Regions from separate parts of the Homo sapiens genome. Here all the other regions are linked to region 2. A link is an interaction called in ENCODE POLR2A ChIA-PET data of the cell type or tissue named here. Cell type or tissue: HepG2. All regions are shown on one strand. Region 1 has its middle 24 kb from the start of LPIN2. Region 2 overlaps LPIN2 (lipin 2). Region 3 has its middle 14 kb from the start of MYOM1.

Region 1 (2,500 bases), 53 kb before region 2:
CCAACTATTCAGGAGGCTGAGGCGGGCTGAGGTGGAGGATCGCTTGAGCCTGGGAGGTCAAGACTGCAGAGAGCCATTATCACCCCAGTGCACTCTAGCCTGGGTGACAGAGCGAGATCCTATCTCTCTTTTTTATTTTTTGACACGGAGTCTCGCTCTGTCGCCCAGGCTGGAGTGCGGTGACGCGATCTCGGCTCACTGCAAGCTCCGCCTCCCGGGTTCACGTCATTCTCCTGCGTCAGCCTCCCGAGCATCTGGGACTACAGGCGCCCGCCATGATGCCCGGCTAATTTTTTGTATTTTTAGCAGAGACGGGGTTTCACCCTGTTAGCCAGGATGGTCTCGATCTCCTGACCTCGTGATCCACCCGCCTCGGCCCCCCAAAGTGCTGGGATTACAGGCGTGAGCCCGCGCCCAGCCGAAGAGATCCTATCTCAAAAAATAAATAAATAAACAGGCGGGGCACACTGGCTCACGCCTGTAATCCCAGCACTTCAGGAGGCCGAGGCGGGCGGATCACCTGAGGTCAGGAGTTTGAGACCAGCCTGGCCAACATGGTGAAACCTCGTCTCTACTAAAAATACAAAAATTAGCCGAGTGTGGTGGCGGGTGCCCGTAATTCCAGCTGCTTGGGAGGCTGAGGCAGGAGAATCGCTTGAACTGAGGAGGCAGAGGTTGCAGTGAGGCGGGATCACTCCACTGTACTCCAGCCTGGACGACAGAATGATTCCATCTCAATAAATAAACGAACAAATCCTCTTTGCTATTGTGTAAAAAAATCAATTTCTTTTGTAAGTTACTTGCAAAAAGTCCAAACACGAAATGCTAAACAATATGGTTGTAAGAGACCATAAACATCTTAATCTGTAGTTGGAACTAACATATCTTTACCACCAAAGTCTAATAAAGAGCAACTTCCAAGAAGCAAAATGTTTGCCTCCACTTGATAACTTCTGCTTGGAGTTTTAGCCCTGCAGTGGGCATTTGTCCTTTCGCAGCTGCACAAAATCCAAATTCCTTTATTGTGTTAGAGGGAAGATCCTACTATATGAGTCCTGGGAGGGAAAGCCAAACAGCCCAGGCCTTATTGGTTTCTACCTTGTGCTATGTTTAGCCCCCTTCTAGGTACGCAATATATGTTGGCTGAAGTGAAAATGTAAACAGGAAGGAGAAAGGTTTCACAACGAGGAAAGGCTACACGGTGAGTCAGGGCTTTGTGCTCTGTTCCCAACTAGCTCCACTGTGACTAGCTATCTTTGGTCACAAAACTGGCTCAGTTAGTTGCTATTTTCTGCATCAGCATATTTCAAAAGGAAATGAACCTGCTGACTTAAGTGATGTAAGGAGTAATCAATGAATGAAAATTAACTAGAGATATCCATACAAAATTATATTTGTATTTTATACTAAAAGATAAAATATGCCTAACTCACAAATACTCATTATAAGTTTTTTGTTTGTTTGTTTGTTTGTTTGTTTGTTTTTTAGTTTGCTTTAGTTCAGCTCCTAGGAATTTCTATACCATATGTTATTATAAACATTAATTTACTTTATTCTTCATACAATTATAAAATAAAACAGGCCAGGCGTGGTAGCTCATGCCTGTAATCGCAGCACTTTGGGAGGCCGAGGCGGGCGGATCACGAGGTCAGGAGATCGAGACCATCCTGGCTAACACGGTGAAACCCCGTCCCTACTAAAAATACAAAAAATTAGCCTGGCGTGGTGGCGGGCACCTGTAGTCCCAGCTACTCGGAGGCAGGAGAATGGCATGAACCCGGAAGGCGGAGCTTGCAATGAGCCGAGATCGCACCACTGCACTCTATCTAGCCTGGGCGACAGAGCGAGACTCCGTCTCAAAAAAAAAAAAAAAAAAGAATTGTCACTGCTGTTTATTCACCTGCCTTGCCATTTTATGGCTTTTCCCAATGAAAGGAGACAGAAAAACATTTAATGAGAAGTACACACAGTTTGGGAGACATAGCATCTTTAGCAATCTTTACATATTAAATGCTGCACATGTGGGAGCGATAAGATGTAGATCACTTCCTGTAATACCGTTTCCATGTTCCTGAAAATCTGAACATAAAAGGAATTTTTGAAAGTGAAGCTTAATTCTTTTTGAAATCTGCCTTGAATCTTTTTATAAAACAAAGGAGCCTTCTGACATGTGAGCAATAAGCCACCAATTTATCCTGTTTTACCAGCATAGATTTTAGGCTAGAACTAAAACTTCATTGAGCTTTTAGAGGTTTGGTTAACGAATTAACAAATATTGGCTAGGCATGATGGTGCTCATACCTGTAATCCCAGCATTTAGGGAGGGCAAGGTGGGCAGATCACTTGAGTTCAGGAGTTTGAGACAAGCCTGGGCAACATGGTAAAACCCCATCTCTGCAAAAAATACGACAATTAGCCAGGTGTGGGACTACGTGCCTGTAGTCTCAGCTACTCCACAGGCTGAGGTGGGAGGATCCCTTGATCCCAGGAGGTAGAGGTT
Region 2 (2,500 bases):
GGGGTTGTTTTCATAAACAGTGAATTATAAGTGATTCCATTTAGGAGAAGAAACACTTCATATGCTTTGGTGTAGATGGTGAGAGCCATTTGGCTCTAAATGAAAACATTTGTTTCAGGTGAGCCATGGTCCTTTACATGTTCCCTTTGTCATGAGGAGTCTTGAAAATGCAGAAATGCACTTAGGTTCTTCACTATAGAGGAATTCCGGTGGGTATTATGAAATTCTTTGTAATTGAGGTTATAAAATATTTTCATGATTTTTTAATAATCAAAACTTAGTTTTGTCACATCTTCATTGGTAATCCAGGAGCAAGGTGTTGTGTTTCCATAGTATGGCCACTGGGGGGGAGTACAATTATTTTCATGTTTTATGGTAAAATAACATGCTTGTGGTGTAAAGGTATTTCTGTTGAACCAGCTTAGTACAGCTTCAGATAAGCAAATTCTAGCTAGAAAGTTTTAAATAAATCGTTATACCCTCTTAAAAAGCCCTGTATACCTAGTCTTACATACTTATGGGATTAGTAGTAGAAAAAACAAAAACAAAGAAGGTATATATTTTACTTAGCATCATTAAAGCTGTGGAATCTGAACAGGATTCTGTTTTTCCTAACTAGCATTTTAGCTTTGTTTCCCTAAGTTAGACTATTTTTTTTTGAAAGAGTTAAGTCTTGGGAAAAAGACTTCCAAATTCTATGCACTTTTTAAAAAAAAGATCATTGAAGATGTTATACAAAAGTAAAAAGTAGCTTTTTTCAGTAGTCATTTATTTTTATTTTAGCCTGTAGAGAAAAAGTTTGACAATACAGTAGCGTTTTCCTTTGAAAATCATAGGGATGATTAAGAATTGTTGGTTGTGATTTTTAACATTTATCCATCAAGACTGAAAAGTGCCACCTTGCAGATGGTGGGGGTGGAAGCAGAACTTTGGCTACCAGCTTTGAAGGTCAGGGTGATCCACAGGTGGCCATAGGAGGAAACTTTAGGTGTGTGCCTGTTGGCAACACAGATGTTTAGAAAATGAGCTCACTTCTGATGGGTCCATAGTACATGTTCCTTGCAGTCAGGACATTCTGGGAGTCATCAGCTAAAACAAGGAAACAATACAAACACTATCAGGAAACCCCCAAATGACTGGCTTGGGTGCCCCACCTGTTGTGTAAGCTGCATTGTAGGCAAGAGTTGCTGAACAGAATTCTACCCGCTGACCTCTGCCCTGCTGGATCTCCACCACGCCTCACTTGCTAAGCCTTTGCTCCTACCTCTTGTCAGCCTCCTCCTGCTGATCCCCAGCATGTTCTTTCTTGGTCTCTGCTTGGCATAACACAAAAAAGCACTGAACCAGAAACTGGGGGGCTTCTTCTCCCTGGCACCTTTGCTGACCAGTTGAGTGACATTGGGCTAATTGCCTGACCTCTTTCTGGGCCTCAGTTTCCTCACATTTAAAGTGGATATGGTTTTTGTCTTTCTTCTTTCCACCCTCCTTACAGTTTTCCCCTTCTCCTGCTATCCAGTTGAATATTTTCTCATCTCTTCTACATTTTATTTCCTCTGCCCCTCTAACTTTTCTTTTTTTCACCTTCTTAGGTTTCTCTTTAATCTCTCTTTCTCCTACTAGCCTCCCCTTCTTGCTGACCTCTGGCTTCTTCCATTTTTCTCCACCGGCAGCACCCCAATATCCGGTTTTTATCACTACCATCTGATGCCAAGGATCCTGAACTGCAGTAGATCATGGATGAAGAGATTTAAATTTTTATTCATTGCATAAAATTTAGGCCAGAAAAACCTAAACAATTCTCTTCTGGAAGTAGGAGTTTGTGTACATGATGTGTGTTGAATTAGATCGCAAGTGACTGGGCACTTTGGTGTACTGCAGGTCCACGATACTATGCTGGGCTAGAAGGCAAGCAGGAAAACATGCTGCATGCAAGATAAGTTTTGCCATTTCTAATTTTGGTGAAATTGGTTTTTAATTCTGCCACTTAATGTTTTTATTATATGAACCTTGGTGATATGTTACTGTATTAAGCATCACCAGACACCTATTACTTGGTCAAACATTTGAAAATTTTGTCTTTTGTGAAGTTTAGATGCAGAGAAAAGGGTTTAATGTGAAGGTTAAATGGATGTGGATCAGCTAGTATATTGTTGATGAATTAACTAAATACTTTAAAGGAATGATGAACAATCCAGTTGTCCTCAGTTCTTCCTTACCTATAACTTGCCTGAATGGCCTTTTCCCCACCTTGTTCTCAAGATTGTCTCGGGGCCTTAGAGCAGCATTGTCCAATAGAAATATAATGTGAGCCACATGTGTAATTTCAAATTTTCTAGTAATCACATTTTAAAAAGTGGGAAAAAAAAAACTAGGTAAAAGTAAATGTAATTTCTTATTTAACTCAGTATATCCAAAATATCCTTTAAACATGTAGTATATATTAGAAATTATGAGTTTTTTTATTCTCTTTTCATTCTTAGTCATGGAAATCCAGTGTGTA
Region 3 (2,500 bases), 250 kb before region 2:
CCAGAACAAGATAAAGTGAGAATGATGGAAAAAACAATATCAAAAGTATGTCGGGCCAGGCGCAGTGGCTTACACCTGTAATCCCAGTACTTTGGGAGGCTGAGGAGGGAGAACTGCTTGAGGCCAGGAGTTCGAGACCAGCCTGGGCAATCCAGCGTGAACCCCCATCTCTAAAAAAAAAAAAAATTTAAAGAGATAATGACAGAGTTTTCTGAAACTGAAAGAGAGACCAAATTTTTCATTCAAATGGAGAGTGTACTCTGACTATCAAGCAGGAAAAATAAAATATATAAAATCTGTAGTAAGTTCTATCACAATGAAGCTGCAGAACATGCAGGGTAAAAGGGAAATGGTAAAAGCTGCCAGAAAAAAAGGGAGTGTCTTCAATGGAACAATAATTAGGCTGGCAGCCTGCTTTCCTGTAGCAACCGTGCAAGCTGAAGGTGGCACAGCAATAGCTTCAAAATGCTGTGAGAATCGCCGCCCACTCCTCACTGTGTGTGGGCTGGGTGTGGCACGCTGGCAACTCTCCCCAAACGACTCTGGATGCTGGTGTCCCTAGAATCTCTTGGGTCTAAAGATTGATCTTCTTACCTCCTATAATTCCTGAGGTGGATAATTAACTAGGGGGTCACAAAATTAATTCCACAATCTTGTAACATGTCCTGTATAGATGTTTTGACAATGAACGTTTCCAGCTTTTGGGACAGCTCCCACAATTCTAAAATAATGGGAATGTCATGCTTAACATCCTAGTACGGTGAACAATGTTACATAATTTGGGATTTTCCTCTACTGTTTCCTGTATGTTTGACTTGCTTCCCAAACTGGCTTGTAAACATATATTACTTTTACATTAGCTAAGTAGAAGTTTTTCAATGTATACTTTTAACAATAATAATAAACATTATATTCTTCTTCTTCTTCTTTATTGAGCACGTCCTATGAGCCAAGCTCTCTGCAAAGTGTTTTATTCACATTATCTCTCATTAACATTAGCTGCAAGGTAATGACTGTCACCTCCATTTTACAGATGAGTGAGCTGAAGCTTAGCAAGGTTAGTGACCTGCCCAGGGTCATATTCTGGGTAAGAGGAAAAGGTAGGAATGTGACGCATGTCTGTATAACTTCAAAGCCTGACCTTTCAGCCTCTGTGCTATATTGATCTGTGAAACATACTAACTATTGATAAGAATGACTGTGTTAATAATTTGGAGTGGGAATATTTACTTGAAATGTTGACTTTTTTGTTGTTATTCTTCCCGGAAAAAGAGTCTGTATGGTCTCTTGCAGAATTTCCAGCAAGGCCTAATTCCACTGAAATCAGTGCCTCTACCAGCCACCTGTAGATGTATTATGGACTTTGATTGAGTTCTTCTTTCCTCTGGAGAAGGAATGGTAGATGAATCCGTGGACAGTTTCCATTCATATGACTTGTCAGCATTGAACACATAACACCTCTTTTTGCATTACCTCACAGAGTGTTGATTCAGTAAAGCATTAAAGCTGTGGGCTGGCAGTGCTACCCAGTAATCCCTGAAGGGCCAGAGAGCCATAGGTTAAGTTTGGAGGGGCTTTACCAGGGTCTATTATTCAGTGTCCTGCCATGTGCTACACAGTTCATTATTTGCTTGAGGAAAAAGAGCAAGCCCTGATAGTAAGCGGGTAAGGGGACATGCTTCCCAAGAGTAACTTACTCTGTTTGTACTCTCAATACCTTGCAGAGTGCTAGCCATGTCATGTGTGCTTAGTAAAACCTCAGTTAAATCTATAAACTTTAAGAACTTTGGAACAAAAGTAGTAGAAAAAGTAAGGGAGTTTTAGCAAGTGGGTAAATGATGAAAGTAATCCTGTGTTGAAACTCAACCAGATGAATGTTGTTACCAAACTTCTGTACGGTCCACTAGGTCCAAAAATAAATTTTTGTGGTACATAGGTAGTAGAAGTGGCCAGATTAGCCATAGACAGATCTTGTTTACATATAAAGGCACAATAAAAACTATTGTCCAAGGCAGGGGAGAACAATGCATAAAATCTTTAATATATCTATACTAGTTCTTACAGTAATTATTTCTATTATATGCTCTTTCCATTATAAAATGCTCATTAGGGTGCATGCCTTAGCATGACTTTAAAACACTACAAAGGAACAAAATTTCAAACCTCCAAATCAGATTGTACTACGTTTAAAAATAGGAAAATTGGCCAAGGAATGAAAAATATTAATAGAAATAAATTTAAAACTGCAGTGCTCAACACATGATTTTCCAATGGTGAAACATATTTATGTGAAATACAGTTGGAAAATAGATTATTAAAACTGAAAAATATAAACATATAATTAATTTCTTATAGCATATATCACAACTGCAGGTGAATTATAGGTAAGCATGGAACATAAAGCATAATAAGTTGAATAGAATTGTATAAGTATCCTTGTTGGGAAGAAGAGTAGACATTTTTAAAAATGGCTTTAACTAATGTATTATTAGAACACAAT

What was found. Peaks named below come from ENCODE experiments on the same cell type or tissue, not always from the same donor. Only the 100,000 strongest peaks of a DNase experiment are listed, where the experiment ranks them.
Region 1: POLR2A ChIA-PET joins it to region 2 with 12 read pairs; 7 of 35 experiments call an interaction of 5 or more read pairs at or near these places.
Region 3: POLR2A ChIA-PET joins it to region 2 with 15 read pairs; 19 of 35 experiments call an interaction of 5 or more read pairs at or near these places.

Annotation. Positions count from the first base shown.
Region 1 is chr18:3,036,261-3,038,760 of GRCh38, reverse strand. No RefSeq gene overlaps it. Among named protein-coding and RNA genes, the nearest start is that of LPIN2, 24 kb to the right of the region's middle. In HepG2, no CTCF peak of the experiment used is centred here; a DNase peak (open chromatin) is centred at 1,160.
Region 2 is chr18:2,983,663-2,986,162 of GRCh38, reverse strand. The region is part of intron 1 of LPIN2 (lipin 2); the gene reads left to right. It overlaps LOC124904236 (a long non-coding RNA gene), which reads right to left. Exons shown (of 2, transcript XR_007066268.1): 2 at 753-1,089. Among named protein-coding and RNA genes, the nearest start is that of LPIN2-AS2, 18 kb to the right of the region's middle. In HepG2, a CTCF peak has its summit at 334 (motif pointing right); DNase peaks (open chromatin) are centred at 362 and 1,122; H3K4me3 peaks cover 229 bases.
Region 3 is chr18:3,232,610-3,235,109 of GRCh38, reverse strand. It overlaps a transcript of MYOM1 not described here. Among named protein-coding and RNA genes, the nearest start is that of MYOM1, 14 kb to the right of the region's middle. In HepG2, no CTCF peak of the experiment used is centred here; DNase peaks (open chromatin) are centred at 1,219 and 1,886; H3K4me3 peaks cover 402 bases.